Regions from separate parts of the Mus musculus genome. Here region 1 is linked to region 2. The links are chromatin loops, found by intact Hi-C in ENCODE. Cell type or tissue: left cerebral cortex. All regions are shown on one strand. Links, peaks and the distances in the headings refer to the core of each region. The heading gives the core; the rest is flanking DNA.

Evidence for each region. Hi-C counts contacts between places; a loop is a spot of excess contacts. Peaks named below come from ENCODE experiments on the same cell type or tissue, not always from the same donor. Only the 100,000 strongest peaks of a DNase experiment are listed, where the experiment ranks them.
Region 1: it touches region 2 in a loop (4-fold over the local background); 10 of 42 quality-filtered maps call a loop at or near these places.

Annotation. Positions count from the first base shown.
Region 1 is chr7:92,891,588-92,900,629 of GRCm38, forward strand. The region is part of intron 1 of Prcp (prolylcarboxypeptidase (angiotensinase C)); the gene reads left to right. Among named protein-coding and RNA genes, the nearest start is that of Gm40448, 19 kb to the left of the region's middle. In left cerebral cortex, for the core only: CTCF peaks have their summits at 2,134 (motif pointing left) and 5,655 (motif pointing right); DNase peaks (open chromatin) are centred at 4,714 and 5,662; H3K27ac peaks cover 1,053 bases.
Region 2 is chr7:93,091,867-93,100,908 of GRCm38, forward strand. No RefSeq gene overlaps it. Among named protein-coding and RNA genes, the nearest start is that of Fam181b, 17 kb to the left of the region's middle. In left cerebral cortex, for the core only: a CTCF peak has its summit at 3,977 (motif pointing left); DNase peaks (open chromatin) are centred at 1,957, 3,960 and 4,312; H3K27ac peaks cover 259 bases.

The DNA of each region.
Region 1 (9,042 bases), core at 750-8,749, 200 kb before region 2:
ACTGTCCTAGCCCCCATCCTGTCCCCATAGTGTTTCTCATTGTCATGCACATACGTTTATCCATTTATGTAGACATTTGGATCTAGATTCTGCATTCAAGAGAAAACAGGCAATATTTGTCTTTCTTTTTGTCCACATCACCTTCTCTTGTTCTCCAGTCTCTTTAGATCTCCCCCACCCTGCTGAATAATTCCTGTTTCAGTGTCTGTGTATGTATGTATATATGTATGAAATCTAGGTTGTGCATATGATAGAAAACCAGTAATATTTATCAGAGTCTGATATATATATATATTTCACCTAACCAAATGATCTCTATCATTCATTTCTCTGCAAAAATATAATTCTGTTCTTTATGATTGAATAAAATTTCCTGTGAATGTATACAACATTTTTATTATTCATCAGTTGATGGACATCTTAGCTGATTCCATGTCTTAGCTATCGTGACTAGAGCTACAGTTTTTAAAGGAAGGAACATGAATGACCAATAAATAAATAAAAATATGTTCAACTTCCTTAGTCATTATGAAAATGCAGATCAAAATAACATGAAGCCTGCATCTCAGAATGGCTGTCACCAAGAAAACACAAAATGCTGGCAAAGGTAGTGGCATTTTACACTACTGATGGTTATGAAAATTGGCTTTTGGAGCAAAGAACTATAAGCCCGGAAGTGAAAACAACTTTTCACTTCTGGAGGTTACAAGTCCAAACAAGATGTGGGCAGGATTAGGCCCTTGTTGGGGGCTATCTTAGTTACATTTCTATTTTTGTGATAAGACACAAAGACACAAAGTTCTTATAAAAGAAAGGGTTTCATTTGGGCTTATGGTTTCAGAGGCTGAGAGTCCTTGATGGTGGAACAAAGGCATGGTGGCAGGAACAGCATAGAACTCACATCTCGATTTGCAAGCAGGTAGAGAGAGATGCACATTGGTAATGACTCCAGTCTTTTGAAACATCAAACCCACCCTGGTAACACACCTCCTCCAAGGCTACACCATCCAATCTTCCCAAATAGTTCCACCAACTGGGGATCAAGTATTCAAACAGGAGCCTACAGGGACCATTTTCAATCAATTCACCTCAGGGGCTCAAAGGGAGAGGAGTTTTGTTTTTGTTTTGTTTTTTTTTTCCATGCCCCTCTTCTGGCTGCTGGGGTTCATTGGTAATCCTTGATATTTCATGGTTTGCAGCTGTTTGGCTCTGTTCCACTGCCATATAGCCATCTCCTTTTTGTCTACGTCGGCACACTGCATTCATTTTGTGCTTGTGTCCATTTCTTCTCTATAAGAGGCAAGTGGATTTCTGAGTTCAAGGCCATCCTGGTCTACAAAGTGAGTTCCAGGACAGCCAGGGCTATACAGAGAAACCGTGTCTCGAAAAACAAAACAAAACAGAACCAAAAAAAAAAAAATTTTTTTTTTTTACCCCATCAAGACCTCAGTCCCGCTACTTATATCTGCAGTGATCCAGTTTCCAAACAAGGTCCCGTAGAGGTCAAGGAAGATGTGCGTCTTTCAAGGGGATGGTACTTAATCCAGTCCAGCTTCCCTGATTCTCTTAAGTCAGTCTGTGTTAGTGAACTTATGTCTATAAGTATTTCCCTAGTTCTGTACTTTCAGTGAACAGTGAGCAAATGATTTGTCAAACTATATGCTATGTGAGCAATTTAGGCTTGGGTATTATATTTAAAGGGGGATATTAATTGAACTAGGGTGTAAACAGTTTAGATTATATGAGAAGTATAACTGGATTGTTTGGATGGAGATTTAGGAAGTGACTACAGCCCCAGGGCTGAAGGAATAGTAGAATGCAAGAGTGGATTGTAAGTTACATATGTCACCTCTGTGCAAAATGTGTGGTTGGTTTTCATGTTTTAGGATTTTGGGGTTGTCTTCATCTGCTTTCACTACAGTAGATTCTAGCCTCCAGTTCTGAAATGTGGCATGGCATAGAATTATAATAATGGTATCAGGAGAACATATATAGGAACATTTAGAACAAGAGATTATAAAGGTTTGATAGCTCAATCGTTAAGAATGCTGGCTGCTCTTCCAGAGATTCTGAGTCCAATTCCCAGCATCCACATGGTGGCTCACGACCATCTATAAAGGGATCTGAGGCCCTCTTGTGGCATGTAGATGTACATGCAGACAGAGCACTTCTGTATATTAAAAAATAAATAACTTTTAAAAACGAGATTATAAAGGAAGATGAACAGTAATATGTCATTTTATATTTAATAAAACAGGAAATATAAACTTCAATTCTTGCTTGGCATCATGTACTGTTTTGGGCTGCCTTTGAAATGCTTGTATGCTGTGTGTGTGGGCCCTGGAAAGAAATTTACCCTTCAGAATGGAATATCTTCCAATACAGGTTAAAATGCTGTGCAATAAATGGAGGAATTCATCTTCTACCCACTTACTGGTCATATATTGTTAAATTTATTGGTGACTTAGCACTGGGCAGACAAAAGTTCCTGTCTTGTTAAATCCCTGTTTCTAGCCCGTGAATAGTGCCTGCATTTGTATGTGGTGGTGAAGTCATGTATGTAGCTTGGGTATTTCCCACTGCATGGCACTCAGGAGTGATGATAGTAACGGTCTTGCCTACCATCCTCTATCATAGCCTCTTTATACAAAAGTCTTAACTACTGTGTCTAGCTTTAGACAATGCAGTAAAGCTGTCTGCACAAATTAGATCTTGAGAACTGTGCAGTCTGTTTCCATTGTTTTGGGTCATGTTCTATTTGGAGTTCGGTTGACTGTTTTCATATCAACTGCAGAATCAATCTCTCTCTCTCTCACACACACACAAATACAAATATTAAAAATAAAAATAATGCCCTCAGCATTTAAAAAACAAATAAAAGGAAAGCTCATAGTTTAATTTGTTCTTAAACAGAGTTGTACAGTTAGTAAAAGAACTTCATACTTAGACGCATGCTGAGCTATTGCTTTAGAAGTGCATCTTATTACTTATAAAGAACCTGCCTTGTACAATGGTATTGTGGTAGCTACTGCCATTCTGAGTTACCAAAGTGGTGTGGAAGCAAAATGCTCTCTAGTTCTTTCATCTTTCAAACTAACAGGTGAGCGAGCACAAAAACAGCATCGCACTTTGTAAAGGAGCACTCATGTTGTGGACCACTGTCTTTGTTTTCCTTTTCCTTGCTGTTTTTGTCTCACCATGATATTGTATTTCTATGAATCTCTTTTTTAAAAATAAATATACTATTTTTATAAAACATAGTATAGAAGGAAGGGACTTCGGTGTCTCTCCTGCTTAATATAGACAAAAATGTGTCAAGACTAAGGTGTTACTGCATTGCAGAGGTGGCTCAGTGGTTAAGAACACTACCTGCTCTTCTAGAGGACCCAAGTTCAAATCTCAGCACCCACAAGGTTACTCAGACTTCATGATCTAAACACTCCAGTCCTGAGGGGCTGCATCCCTAGACACTGTACTCACATTGTATACAGACATACATTCAGACAAACATACATACAATTAAGAAAAAAAATCCCTTGAAAAATAAATAGGGTGTCATTGCATAGAAAGGTGTTATATTTGAAGAATAGCTTAGGAAACGCCCACCATCTGTCCTGTAGACTTTCGGATGTAGCTTTGTTCATTTTGTTGTTGTTGTTTGTTTGTTGTGTTGTAGTAGTGTGTGCTAACCAAGCATAAAGTTTTAGGCTCAGTCCTGACACCAAAACAAAGGGTGCAAGCCAGACCTCGGTGATTGGCAGTAAAGTGGGGGGTGGGGGAGAGAATAATTCCTGTGTGTAAAATTCCTCTTCCTCTCATCAGCATTTCTCTGCTGTCACTACCTTGTCACCCAGAAAAAGCATTGCCTCTTAATTCTTTCAGTTAAATCCAGTCTCCTTTGCTCCCTGTCTTCCTTCTGTGGAGACAAATACATGCAGTGTTCAAGCAGGTTTTGAGCCGCTTTGATGCAATAAAGTGAAGATAAACAGGAAGTCACTCCCAATGGTTTGATCCATAAGACACACCATCATTACCTTCCATTCTTGTCCTAGCCCTGGGGCCACCAGAGCCTGTAGGTTAGAAGGACTGACTCCAGACACACAGGCTTCTCCCCTATGGCCACAGGACCCTCCTTACATTCCATGGCCATTCTCAATTTTAGCTCTTTTTTTTTTTTTTTTGGTTTTTTGAGACAGGGTTTCTCTGTATAGCCCTGGCTGTCCTGGAACTCACTCTGTAGACCAGGCTGGCCTTGAACTCAGAAATCCGCCTGCCTCTGCCTCCCGAGTGCTGGGATTAAAGGAGTGCGCCACTATGCCGGGCTCAATTTTAGCTCTTAATTTGAGAGCTTGTGTCCTTTTGATTTAGAGATGTCCTTTCCTTCAGGAATCAAATGTGCTTTGTCACATCCTATTTGAGAAGCTAACAGAATGCAGTACCATAATCTCTAAACACATCTGCAGCATGCACATCTGAGTAGAGCGAGAAGGTCTTCATGTTCCCATCTCTGGATTAGGGTTGCCACGAGAGCCTCCCTAAGGCATATTGACTCATTGGAAGTATGAGTCTGGTTTATCTCCTTCTCTCCCCCCACCCCCGCCCCCAGTCATGTTTATCTCCAAGGATGCCTTTTATATCCTTAACACAATTTCTGGCTTCAATTATTGTATAACTGAGTGCCTAAATAAGACTACCATATGGTGAGTTTCTAAAATGAAAGGCTGTTGAGAACGTGTGATTTTGCTTTTGTTTTTGTCTTAATCTGTTGACTTAATTGAGCTAAATGTGACGCTGTAGAAATGGCCATCAAGGTCAGCACAAGGACCAGCATTCCCTGGGTTTTGGAACGTGATTTAGTAAACGGCTTATGGTTGTACCCACAGATTTTAGAGGAAGATTCTTGAGTGGCCCCTGGTGAGGGGGAAAGCTTGTCACCCTATCCATAACTACCTGTATGCTATGAAAATAGCAGAGAGATAGTGCATGTCAGAAGCAGGGATGGGAAGCAGTGTTTATCACAGCATGTACAAAGAATTGTGTTTGATTTCTAACTGTTAGTCATGTTATTTGGGAAACTATGTGACTTCTCTGAGGGTCATCCTCCTATCAGAACACGTTATGAAAATATTGCAGGTGACTGGAGATGGCCGGGTGGTTGATAGCACGCAGCAGGAGCTCTGTATTCTTCCCCATCCTCATTGCCCCAAATTGCCACTCATTGTGCTTAATAGATTTTGTATTACTTCTGGATATATGCTTCATTCTGGAGCAGTTACAAAATGCAAGCATGTATCTTTGCCTCTCTGGAGTTTATTTAGAAGATGTCTTCTCTCTGTCTTTCCCTCCTTGCCCACAAATCCTTTCCATGTTTCCACTTGACGAATTGAAACAGGAAGCATCTTTTGAGTCTTCCTCACTCCATCCTTTCCTTCCTTCCTCTCTTTCTTTCTCTCTATTTTAGAAAGAACTGCTGTGCGTGATCAGAAATGTGCTTCCTTTTCCAGGTCATGCCTTTGAGGCCTTGGGGGCACTATCACCTACTTTGCTCTTTGCCCTTTGGAGCAAGCAGATAAGGTTGGCTTCTGCAGTCCCTTCTTTCATGCTGTGATTTCTAAAGTCCCCACTGGAGGCCTTGGAAATGTCTGTCTCAGTCTGGACAGCAGAGGGCACATTGATCCTGTGTGTGTAAGATCACCGGCTACTGAACACTCAGTTCTGTAGCTGCAGTTGATGTTCTGGATGATGGGAAAGTGCCAGGGGGATGCTGGAAATTTGTGTTGTGCAAAGGACATTTATTTCACAACATATTTCTGGCTTAAGGGTTAGGGAAGTCCTAAAAAATAAAATAAAATAAAAAGCCAGGCAGCCGAGCGTGGTGGCACACGCCTTTAATCCCAGCACTTGGGAGGCAGAGGCAGGCGGATTTCTGAGTTCAAGGCCAGCCTGGTCTACAAAGTGAGTGCCAGGACAGCCAGAGCTATACAGAGAAACCCTGTCTCGAAAAACAAACAAACAACAGCAAAAGCTGTTGACACTGTAATAATAATTCTTGAAAGTTAGACAGTGGTAGTGCACACCTCTAATCCCAGCACTTGGGAGGCAGAGGCAGAAGTAATTTTAATTGAAAAGCTTCTTTTCCCTCACAGGATCTAGTGTGCTCCAGACCCGGCATGTCACTCTTTATACTGTCCTTTCGAATCGCTGACGTCTCAGCCTTCACCATCCTAAAGGCTCCAGGGTAGTTCTCTCCTGAAGTTATGGGTGAATGTTACCACTGTAAGAGGTTTGATAGCTATATTTAAATGGTAGTTCACAATCTCAAAAGGTTAAAAGAAAAAGCCTTAAAAATATATCCAAACTTCTCCATGTTTAATTTATTCTTTTTTACTTTTGACATGGTTTGGCTATTTTGTAAAGTCCCAGCACTTTTTGTATGTTGTTGTTTTTTTTAGTGTAGATACAACTTCAATTCACATAAATTCACTTTGTTCATGTTAGAGTAATTCCAAGATGATAGTTAGCAGTATAGTCTGTCTCTTAAACTGTTCAGGGTACACTGGTAAAAAATGAAAACATTTTCTTATGTAGCCAGAAATAACATGGTTACTTCTAGAAAGTATTTAGCATCATTAAATTTCTTGTCCATATTAAAATTAACTCAATCACTTCAGTTTATCACTTGCAGCTTATTTGTTCAAACTGGGGTCAATCGTGGATTGCATTGTCTCTGGTTATTGTGTTCCTTAACACTTACCTAGTCTAAAGCAGTCCTCTGGCCATGTGTTGTCTTGTAACATGTCCCATCCTCGGATTTGTCCAGTTGTCTTATGGGGACTTCCCTTTACTCTGCTACCTTTGTATGTCCTCCTTTGGGGTAATCTAAAGTCAGGATTAAAATAAAAAATGGAACAATTTTGGCAAGAATGAATCATAGACTGTTGCAGATCCACTTAAATCCAACAGAACTCAAACACCAGGTCAAGGCAGATGACAACAATTTATTGTAATCAAGCTGCTACTGATTGATCAGGGCCACAGGACAGACTAGGGAGCTAAACTGCTACCCTGAAGGAACATTGCACAGCATATTTAAAGGATGAAACCATAGAGAGATGGGGAGCTGGGTGGGTGGTAGCATTGTTCCCATCATATTTTGACATAAGGGGTTGAGTAGGGAGTTTCCATCAATGGTGATAGGAGCTGGTTCCTGGCTTGGGAACATGAACTTAGTTTGATCCTTCCAGGAAGATAGAGAAGTTGTCTTTGAGATAGCTGGACTCACAACTGTCTCCTTACAAGTTGTCCCTGAGATGTGTTTACACAGACAACTGTTTACAATAGAAGCTGTTCAGCTATAGGCAAATCCCCAGCTGCCCTAGGGCCTGAGACCTTGAATTTAGTTTCTCTCTATCATTAAATGGAGTCTGAAAACGAAAAGGTAGGACTTAGAATAAGTTTCTTTTGCTTGTTCCAAACAAGGCGATATATGTTTTTTTTTGTGTGTTTTTTGTTTTTGTGTTTTTACATTGTATACCTGAGAGGGCATATGTGCCCTGCCTACTCGACCATTTGTAATAGTAGATTAAGGTAATGAGAGCCCACTGCTTTCCTGTAAAGCATGACATTAGAGACAATAGTGTAGGTTGTGATATCAAGATTTTTTTTATATTTTTTTCCTGGTGTTTTTAAATACCATTAATAACTCTTGTCAGAATCAGGGACTTTCAGAACTATCATTTTTCTAACGCAATCATCTTTCTGCGCTGACTGACTTTTAGTTAAGAGCTCTTCTTCATTTGGGGACCATTTGGTACTCTGCAAGATAGTATTATCAGAAATAGCTTTGCTATAGAATTTGTAACCATTAATTCCCAGTTTCAACATAAGGAATTAATTTATGGTGGCTCAATTGTGCAGAGCCTTTGCTCATTTTGTTGACATTTTAAATGGTGGCAATTGAACTTTTCCCTTGTTTGAAAATTTTCCTTATATATTAATGGCTTGCATGAATTGAATATTTCAGCCAATCAAACTATTTATTTCTATGGTCAGTTGGTTTTTTTTGCTAAGCTTATTAAAATGTGAGCTGATAACAGTTCCTTTGCCGCTGACTCCTTCCTTCATTGGCTGATGGAGCTCTGTTGTTTTTAAACATGCCTTTGCTCCCTTGTGTGGTAGGATGTACTGGCCTATCCTGTAATTTCTTTGTCCCAAATGTCATTCAGTCACTTTGGTAACAAGCCTTAGTTCCTCTATTGACTCTTTTTCTTAGAAATGGTTAGACATCAAAATCCCAACATTTGGAATGTCTGCTGGTATTGTAATCACACAGTTCATAGATCTTTTCAGTGGTCTAATTAGTTCTTGATTTTTATGTTAAAAATTTGAATAATGAAAATTCAGATAGTAAGGCATTTTGAGAACTAATGGGATGTGTTGACTATTTGACAAGTACCACGTGTTCTCACCACACTAGCAGTAAGTATGAGAGGGGATGGGGGATGCTTATGCCCAATTAGTCCACTCTGAAATATGTACATATTTTATCATTTATTGTAACATCATAAGTATATATAGTTTTTCTTTTTCCATAAAATTAATCAGATACAATTAAATCAAATTTTAAAATTTTAATTTGACATATTTTTCGGGTTTCTTTTTTTTAATTAGGTATTTTCTTCATTTACATTTCAAATGCTATCCCAAAAGACTCCCAGGTCCCCCCCCCCCAACACACACACTCTCCTATCCACCCACTCCCCCTTTTTGGCCCTGGCATTCCCCTGTACTGAGGCATATAAAGTTTGCAAGACCAAGGGGCCTCTCTTCCCAATGATGGCTGACTAGGCCATCTTCTGCTACATATGCAGCTAGAGACAAGAGCTCCAGGGGTACTGGTTAGTTCATATTGTTGTTCCACCTACAGGGTTGCAGTTCCCTTTAGCTCCTTGGGTGCTTTCTCTAGCTCCTCCATTGGGGGCCCTGTGATCCATCCAATAGCTGACTGTGAGCATCCACTTCTGTGTTTGCTAGGCCCTGGCA
Region 2 (9,042 bases), core at 410-8,409:
CAGTAGCTCTTTGTAGCAATTCTGCTTGCCAAGTTTCTCAGAATGGGAAATATAGTTCTTACAAATGTCTGACCAGTTCTGCTGAAAACTGAGCATTAACCAGCACGGGATTCTGGAGATGAGGGAGGCTCTGTTTAAAGCCACATGATATCTGTTTCCTAACTCTCGCCTTAGTTACCCAAGAAACAGCCTTAGTTACCCAAGAAACAGCCTCTTAAATAGTAGTTTCATAGAAATCATGAAAAGTAATTCCACAGCTAGTGGTGGCCAGTGAATCATCTTGGTAAACTTGCCATACCCAGCAAAGCAACCTGCTAATGCTGCGACTTTCTTTGCTAAGAGGGTCTGCATGTCCTGTGGGCAAACAGTCTGCCTCCATACCTAAGGTGTATTGGGCCAGGATAGATTCTGGAACCTGACACAACAAAGACCCAGAACCCCTAGTAGTCTTCTTTATTTCTAGGGTCTAATTGTGTCATCTGATTTTTCTCTTAAATCTTTTCCCTGGGTTACCAGGTTCCTTGGTCCTAGGTCATTGCACTTTACTTCCTGTTTCTGACAACCAGAGCCTGAGCCTGTCATCGATTATTACTGAGTCCTCTACTGGTGTGTGTGTGTGTGTGTGTGTGTGTGTGTGTGTGTGTGTGTGTGTGTGTAGCTACTCTGGTAAAGGGATCTGCCTTAGTCAGGGTTTCTATTCCTGCACAAACATCATGACCAAGAAGCAAGCTGGGGAGGAAAGGGTTTATTCAGCTTACACTTCCATACTGCTGTTCATCATCAAAGGAAGTCAGGACTGGAACTCAAGCAGGTCAGAAAGTAGGAGCTGATGCACAAACCATGGAGGGATGTTCTTTATTGGCTTGCTTCCCCTGGCTTGCTCAGCCTGCTCTCTTATAGAACCAAGACTACCAGCCCAGAGATGGTCCCACCCACAAGGGGCCTTTCCCCCTTGATCACTAATTGAGAAAATGCCTTACAGTTGGATCTCATGGAGGCATTTCCTCAGCTCCTTTCTCTGTGATAACTCCAGCTGTGTCAAGTTGACACAAAAATAGCCAGTACAGGATCTGAATGTTGATGTAGATGTCTAGCCAGTCATGTTGAAAATTGAGTGCTAACCAGCACAGGTCTCTGGAGATGAGGGAGACGCCTTTAAAAGCTATCTCATGATATTTCTGTTTCCTCACTAGCTATCCTGTAACCACCGGATTCCACAGAGGTACGTCCTTGGGCATAGCTAGACTAGACTAGAACTCCATGTTCTGTCAAATGACAATGATGACACCACAGTGAATTGGAACTGCCTTAGTTCCACAGACCAAGTGCCCAGTGTTCTATAAAGATCAGCTTTGAACAGTGAGTATTATGAGTGCTGCCGATGTCCAAAGAGGCTCGATCAGAAAGCTCAAAAAGAGTCTTGAACTTCCCAGTCCCTCCCCACCGCATCCAGGGAGGAAGAACTAGATGCCATGTGGTAGTCCTTTTAGGATTTAAAAGTCCGAGGGAAGCTCTGCTACTAAAACGTGCTGTCTCTCCTTAATGACTTGGAATCCGTGACTAACTGGTCCCTTCAGATGAGCTGGCTTGTAAAGGAGTGGCAGAGGGATGAGCTTTTGCCCTAGAAGACAAAACAAAGCCCACACAAAGGGCTGGGGCTGTTGGGCAGGAATGAGGCACCCCTCCCAGCAAGCTAGAAGTCTCTGTCTGGCCCCTTTGGAGCGAGCAGCCCCCCCCCCCCAGGACTGGATTCTGGGTGGTCAGCTTTATGCTTGGAGTCTCAGGGCTTCCAAGTTCTGGGTGCCCAGTGCTGCTCAGAATTCGATCTCTTAATTCTATCCTTAACGACAGGATTTCAAAGCAGTGCGGGAGGAATAAAGTGGCCCAGAGAGACTCAGGACACGTTTGAACACTAGCCCAGAACACAGATGGAATCTGAATCGTATTGGCACAGACCCCGGTCATGGGTAGCTGCCAGAACATTGTAAGAAAAGCCATTCTTGTCCGCACAATGGTGGGGAGGAAACAGGAAGTGAGGCAGCACGGCTTCAATTATTATCCTCTCTGAGAGTCTGTGCAGAGAGGGCTCCCCTATCAGCCTGTAGGTTGCCACACACCAAGTGCAGAGTGAGTTTAGACAGCAGTGGGAAGTAACTTAGTAGCAGCAGCAGCTGTGGTATCTGTGTACAAACGTGTGCGGCCACACTGCAGTGGACCACTGCCGGGCTCAGTTTCTGCTCTTCCCTGCTGATGCCACTTTGCAGAATTTCTAACTCTGTCAAGTATCACCTGGAAGGAGGTGTTAAACTGTTCCCTGATTTCAGGATCAGTGTGAGGATGAAAAAAAAAATCATATATGTAGAGTTATTGTTAAGCATTAGGCGAAGAATAGGCCCCCAAGATCTGGTATTACTTCTAGCTTCTAACGCGGTCTGCTTATGTTACGTGCAAGGCATTGGTAAATATCACAGGATCTGGAAATCACATAGGGAATAAAATACACCCGCTCCCCCCTCTACCCTCTACCCTCTACCGTCGCCACCCTGCCTGCTTTTGGGGCACTTAGGGCCTTACATGTGCCAAGCAAGCACTCTACCATCAGGTTCTATTTCCAGACCTAAAGATACATTTTAACTGTGAATTTATTTCTACTTTGTCTGAAGCCAAAGATTTGCATCCTATGAGTCCCCCAACATAGAACTGAGGTCTTCCCCCGACTCTGTTGTCTGCCTGCAGATCCTGCTCCCCTAACTGGGCGGTCTTGTCTGGACTCAGTGGGAGAGGATATACTCTAACGCTGTCTGACTTGAGGTATCCAGATGAGCTGGCTCCCCAGGAGAGATTTCTCTCTTCTCAGAGGTGAAGGCGAAGAGGGATGGAGGATTGGAGATAGGGGACAGGGGAGGGGTTGTGTGAGGGGGAAGGACTGGGAGGAAGGGAGGGGACTGTGATTGGTATGTAAAGTGAATTAATAAATTAATGGAAAAAAGAGATTTGCATGCTATTGCCTAATTAGCCACACCTAACTATATGACTGTGCATTTCTTCTGAGTGATTTTAAAATCCGGTTTTAGATTTATTTTATTTTATTTTATTTTATTTTATTTTATTTTATTTTGTGTCTGAGTGTTTTGCGTCCATTCATTGCCAGCTGAGGTGAGAAGATGGGGCCAGGTCTTCTGGAGCTGGAGTTACAAATAGTTGAGAGCTAACATATAAGTGCCGGGAATCAAATTCAGGTCTCCTGGAAGAGCACCTGAGCCCTCTCTTCAGCTCTCCATGAGTGTACTTTTGATTTGCAATAGCTGAGGTAGAAGTTTAGAGCTAGATCCCATCTTGGGAATAAGAATCCTATTTTCAGTTCTCTCTGTGTGTTTCATTAACACAATGTGAGAATGCTGGACAAAGAGCCCTTAGCTCATCCCCTGTCTTCTGTAGCTGAACCACTTGGAGAACACAGCACTAACACTAGTGTTCCGCCCATACGTTTCTTGCAGAGGCACACTGGAGTGCCTGCTTACTGTCTTACCCTCTGGATCCTCCACCTCTATTTTATTTTATTTATCCTAGAGCAGAGGATGCTTGTGAAAACACCTGGAGAAGCTGGAGAAACGCATTAAATTTAAGTAGCCTTATGCATCCATTCCACAGGAAATGAAACAGAGGTAGCAAAAGGCTATGCGCCACTGAGCACTCTAGGGCAGAGCTGGAGGTGCGGCCAGACTTTCCACACACAGGGGCTGCTCTCAGCGGACACCTCCATGCTCAGCTTAACCTCACTGACTTCTCTTTTTTTCCAGTTATTAATCTCCTCGAGGTGGAGGCAGGCCCAGATCAATTCTTTGAGCCAGGTTTAGAAGAATAGGGCCGTTTATATCTTTGCTTAGACCACTGGAAAATCCTTTTAATCTTGCTTCACTGCAAAGGACCGCTGAGCAAAACCTCGAGACTCTGAAGCCCTACAGAGCCACCTTGTGGTCTCGCAAGAAAATGACTCCATCTAGTCTCTGGTGTCTTGGTTTGGATAAGACACACATGTTGCATGTTTGTTTTGTGATTGCTTTTTTTTTTTTTTTCCCTTTAGTTGCTAAATAAATTTTTTCCCTGGAAACCACTAAGCAAGGATTGATGCAGTTGTCCAAATTCTCTTCTTTTAATCTCAGTCTTCGGATCTCGGCCTCCCGAGACCCTGGTTTGTGCGGGACCACGTTGGTGTATCCTAGTTGAGGTGACAAATGAGTGGGGGCGACACTTGCACTGCAGGTCTGGACAACATACAGCTCTGCTTCTTCCCACCCACCAGGCTCTTTCTTCTGTGGTTTTTACAGCAGGCATAGAATTCATGTCTAAAAGTTGGAGCCACAAGGTGGGAGGTATTCGTTTTCTTGTTTGCATTTAAAATATCTCCCCACAGACTCATATTTTGAGTGGTTGAGCTCCTTGCTGGTTGACACTATTTTGGGATGTCATGGAGCTTTTAGGAGGCAGGGAATAGCTGAAAGAAGTAAGCCACTATGAGTGGGGCTTGGACGATTAAAATAAACGATGGTCTGGACCCCCATCTTTCCTTCTTTGGTTTCTTTTTGTTGCTTGTGAAGTGCAGAGGTGGCTTGTTTCTGCACTGTCCTGCAGAAGTCCCACTACCCCTTAGGCTCTCCCCCAGCAAGCGTGGTGAGGTTTGCTTCCGAGGTTAGCCTCTGTGCTTTCCCTCAGAAGCTCTGCTTTTGCCCACCTCTGCCCCTTCTCCAGCCTTGCAGCAAACGTGGGGGTTCTTTCCACATCTGGCCGCTCAGAGAGGACTCAAGGAGCCATGGGTGCCAACCTAAGTAAGACAAATGACAAAATCTCCTCAGTTTCAGTGGCATCAAGGCTTGCATTCTCCTAGATAATCAGCTGCAGCTGGTGCCTATCCTTGAAGAAAGGAGATTAGGGTCTCATGCTTAAATCATAGAAAAGAGGTAATCAGAGGTCACAGATAGTTATGGCCAGCTGCCTGGTCTACAAAGTGAGTTCCAGGACAGCCAGGGCTATACAAAGAAACCCTGTCTCGAAAAACCAAAAACCAAATTAAAAAAGCAAAAAACAAAACAAAACAAAACAAAAACAAAGGTGGTGGGGAGAACTAGTTCCTGATAGCCCCCCAAAAGACAATCTTTAATCCCCCTCTCAGTTTCACAGTTCCACCCTACCAAATGGTATCCTGTCTGAGTTATGACTTACCTCACCCGCCTTCCCTCCCCTTCACCCTAAGCATTCAAGGAATTTCTAACTACACCATATATAAGTGTTAAGACACCCGAGCTTGGGGGCACACTCTATCCTGCACTGTGGGAAGGTTTGCGATCCGAGTCTGACTCATTTTCGATAAAAAGACTTCCATGCCCACCTGCAGCAGACTCTGCACTTCCTGAGTTCTCCTGGGTTTCCTGCAGAGTCGGGGCATAACACATGCTCTCACTGCCTTGCCTTCCCCACTTGTAATGAACGACTCCATTGGAACAGAGAGCCAAAACCAATCTTTCCTCTCTGAGTCTGTTTCTCAGTTATTGAGGTCACAGCAATATAAAGGCAACAATCACAGTCTCCAACTTCTTAGATGAGAGCTGCCTGCCAGGGAAGAATACTTTGGACTTTAAAGATACCAAGAATCTATAGGCTTCGACCTATCATGTCTTTTGTGTTTATTTGTTACAGCAGCTAGAGTTGCCTGAACCAGTGCTGATTAAGTTAAAAGTGGGGGTCAAAAAGAGACTTCCACGAAGCAACAGTGTACTGTTTTCAGGGACCCTCAGTTCCACGGACGTTTCTGAGATCTTGGGTTGATGTATGTTTGGGTGTATTTGTGTCATCTTCTAGCATTGTGTTCTAATAGTTATTTGTGTATGAAATGTACAAAAGAAAGTCTTAAATCCTGTGGATTTGTCACAGCAAGTCCTGGATGTCCTACCTCAGCAGACACACAAGAAGAGGACCTTAAATCTAATCTTGTAAAGATAGAAGCCTCAAAAAAGGAAATGATTAAGTTAAAGAAATACAGGAAAATACAATCAAACAGTTGAAGGAAATGCATAAAATTGCTCAAGAACTAAAAATAGAAATAGAAGCAATGAAGAAAACAAAAATGAGGGAATCCTGGAGATGAAAAACCTAGTGAAGAGAACAGAAACTACAGTAAAACAACAACAACAACAACAACAACAACAAAAATACAAGAGATGGAAAAGAAAATCTCTAGCATAGAAGATATGATGGAAGAAATTAATACATCTATCAAAGAAAATGCTAAATCTAAAAAGTTCATGGCATAAAGCATCCAAGAAATCTGGGACACTATGAAAAGACCAAGCCTAAGAATAATAGGAATAGAAGGAGAAGATTCCCAGATACAAGGCCTAGAAAATATTTTCAATAAAATCATAGGAGAAGGTTTTTCATATATATTACAAAACACTAAATAGATTGGACCAGGAAAGAAATTCCTCCTACTACATAATAATAAAAGCTCTAAATGTGCATATTGAGGAAAGAATATTAAAAGTTGCAAGGGAAAAAGGCCAAATAACATATAGTAGCAGACCTATCAAAATTACACCTTACTTCTTAGCAGGTACTGTAAAAGTCAGAAGGGTCTGAGTTGATATCTTGCAGACTCTAAGACACCAAAAACATGTCATCCCAGATTACAATACCAAACAAAATTTTCAATCACCATAGGTGAAGAAAACAAGATAATTCATAATAAAACCAAATTTAAACAATATCTAGACACAAATTTAGCCCCACAGAAACTATAAGGAAAATCCAACTGAAGGAGGGTAACTACATGCAAGAAAACATAGGAAATAAATAACCTCACATGAGCAAAATGCTGGTCATTTAATATCTCTCAATATTAACGAACTCAATTCCCCAATAAAAATACACAGACTAATGATGAGAATGGATGAGAAAACATCATCCTTCATTTTGCTACATACAAGAAACACACCTCAGCAAGAAAAATAGACATTATCTCAGAATGAAGAACTGGAATTTTTTTTAAAGCAAACCAACCTAAGAAGCAAGCAGGAATAGCCATTCTAATATCTGATAAAATAGACATTTAATGAATTTTAATCAAACGAGATGGAAAAGGACACATTTTCATTAAAGGAAAAAATTCACCAAGATAATGCTTCAATTCTGAAATCTGTGCCCCAAATGCAAGAGCAGCCATATCTGTAAAAAGAAACATTATTAAAGCTTAAATCGCACATTGAACCCCAAATGTTAATAGGGGGAGACTTCAATACCCAAAGGCTCTCACTGATGTTCAAGTCATTGAGACCAAAACTAAACAGAGAAATAATGAAATTAACAGAGATTATGAATCAAATGGGACTAACAGATATCTATAGAACATTTCACTCAAGCACAAAAGAACATACCTTCTTAGCACCCCATAGAACCTTTTCAAATATTGACCATATTCTCAGCCACAAAGCAAGCCTCAAAAGATGTAACAACATTGAACTAACATTGTGTATCTTATCAGACTACCATAGATTAAAGCCAGAATTCAATAACAATAAAAATAACAGCTCACAAACTCATGAAAACTAAACAACTTTCTACTGAATGACCACTGTCCTGATGGGAGGAAATAAATTAAAGAATTTCTAGAATTCAAATGAAAATGAAGGTTTAATATTCCTAAACTTATGGGACACAATGAAAGCACTGCTAAGATGAAAGTTCATAGCTCTAAGTACCTTCATAAAGGAATTGGAGAGATCTCATACTAGCAATTTAACAGCACACCTGAAAGCTCTAGAACAAAAAGAAACAAACACACTTAAAAGGAGTAGATGGAAGGGAATAATCAAACCCAGGGCTGAAATCAATAAATTAGAGACAAACAAAAAACAATACAAAGAATTAAGTAACCCAAGAGCTGTTTTCTTGAGAAAATTAATAAGATAGACAAATCCTTAGCCAAACTAACCAAAAGACAGAAAGACAGAATCCAAATAAACAAAATCAGAAATGAAAAGGGAGACATAAGAATATACCCTGAGGGAATTCAAAGAATCATTAGGTCCTACTTCAAAAGCCTGCATGCTACAAAATTTGAAAATCTTAACTAAATGGACTATTTTCTAGACAGATACCACTTACCCAAAGTTAAATCAAGATCAGATAAACCATTTAAACAGCCCTAAAATCCCTAAGGAAATAGAAGCAGTCATTAAAAGTCTCCCAACTAAAAGAAAGCCCAGGGCCAAGTGTTTTTAGTGGAGAATTCTACCACATTTTCAAAAAAGAGCTAATATCAATACTCCTCAAACTATTCCACAAAATAGAATCAGGAGGAACATTGCCAAACTCATTCTATGAAGCTGTAATCACCCGGATACCTATAAGACACAAAGACTCAACAAATGAAAAGAACTTCAGACTTCCTTTTCTTATGAATCTTTATGCAAAAAACTCAATAAAATACTCACAAACAAAATCCAGGAACACATCAAAGACATCCTCCACCATGATCAAGTTGACTTCATCCTAGGGATGGAGGGATGGTTCAATATACAAAAATCCATCAACATAATCCATTATATAAACAAACTGAAAAAAAAATCATATGATCATTAGAGGCTAAAAAAGCCTTTGACAAAATCCAACACACCTTCATGTTAAAAGCATTAGAGAGATCAAAGATACAAAGCACATACATAAGCATAATCAAAGCAATATACAGCAAGCCAGTAGCCAACATCAAACTAAATGTAGAGAACCTTCAAGAAATTCTACTAAAATCAGGGACAAGGCTGCCCACTCTCTCCCTATCTACTCAATATAATACTTGAAATTCTAGCCAAAGGAATGAGGAAACTAAAGGAGATCGAGGGGATAGAAATTGGAAAAGAAAAAGTCAAAGTATTACAGATGATAAGATAGCATACATAAGTGACTCCAAAAATTCTGCCAGAGGACTCCTACAGTTGATAAACACCTTCAGCAAAATGGTTGGATACAAAATTAACTAAAAAAAAAATCAGT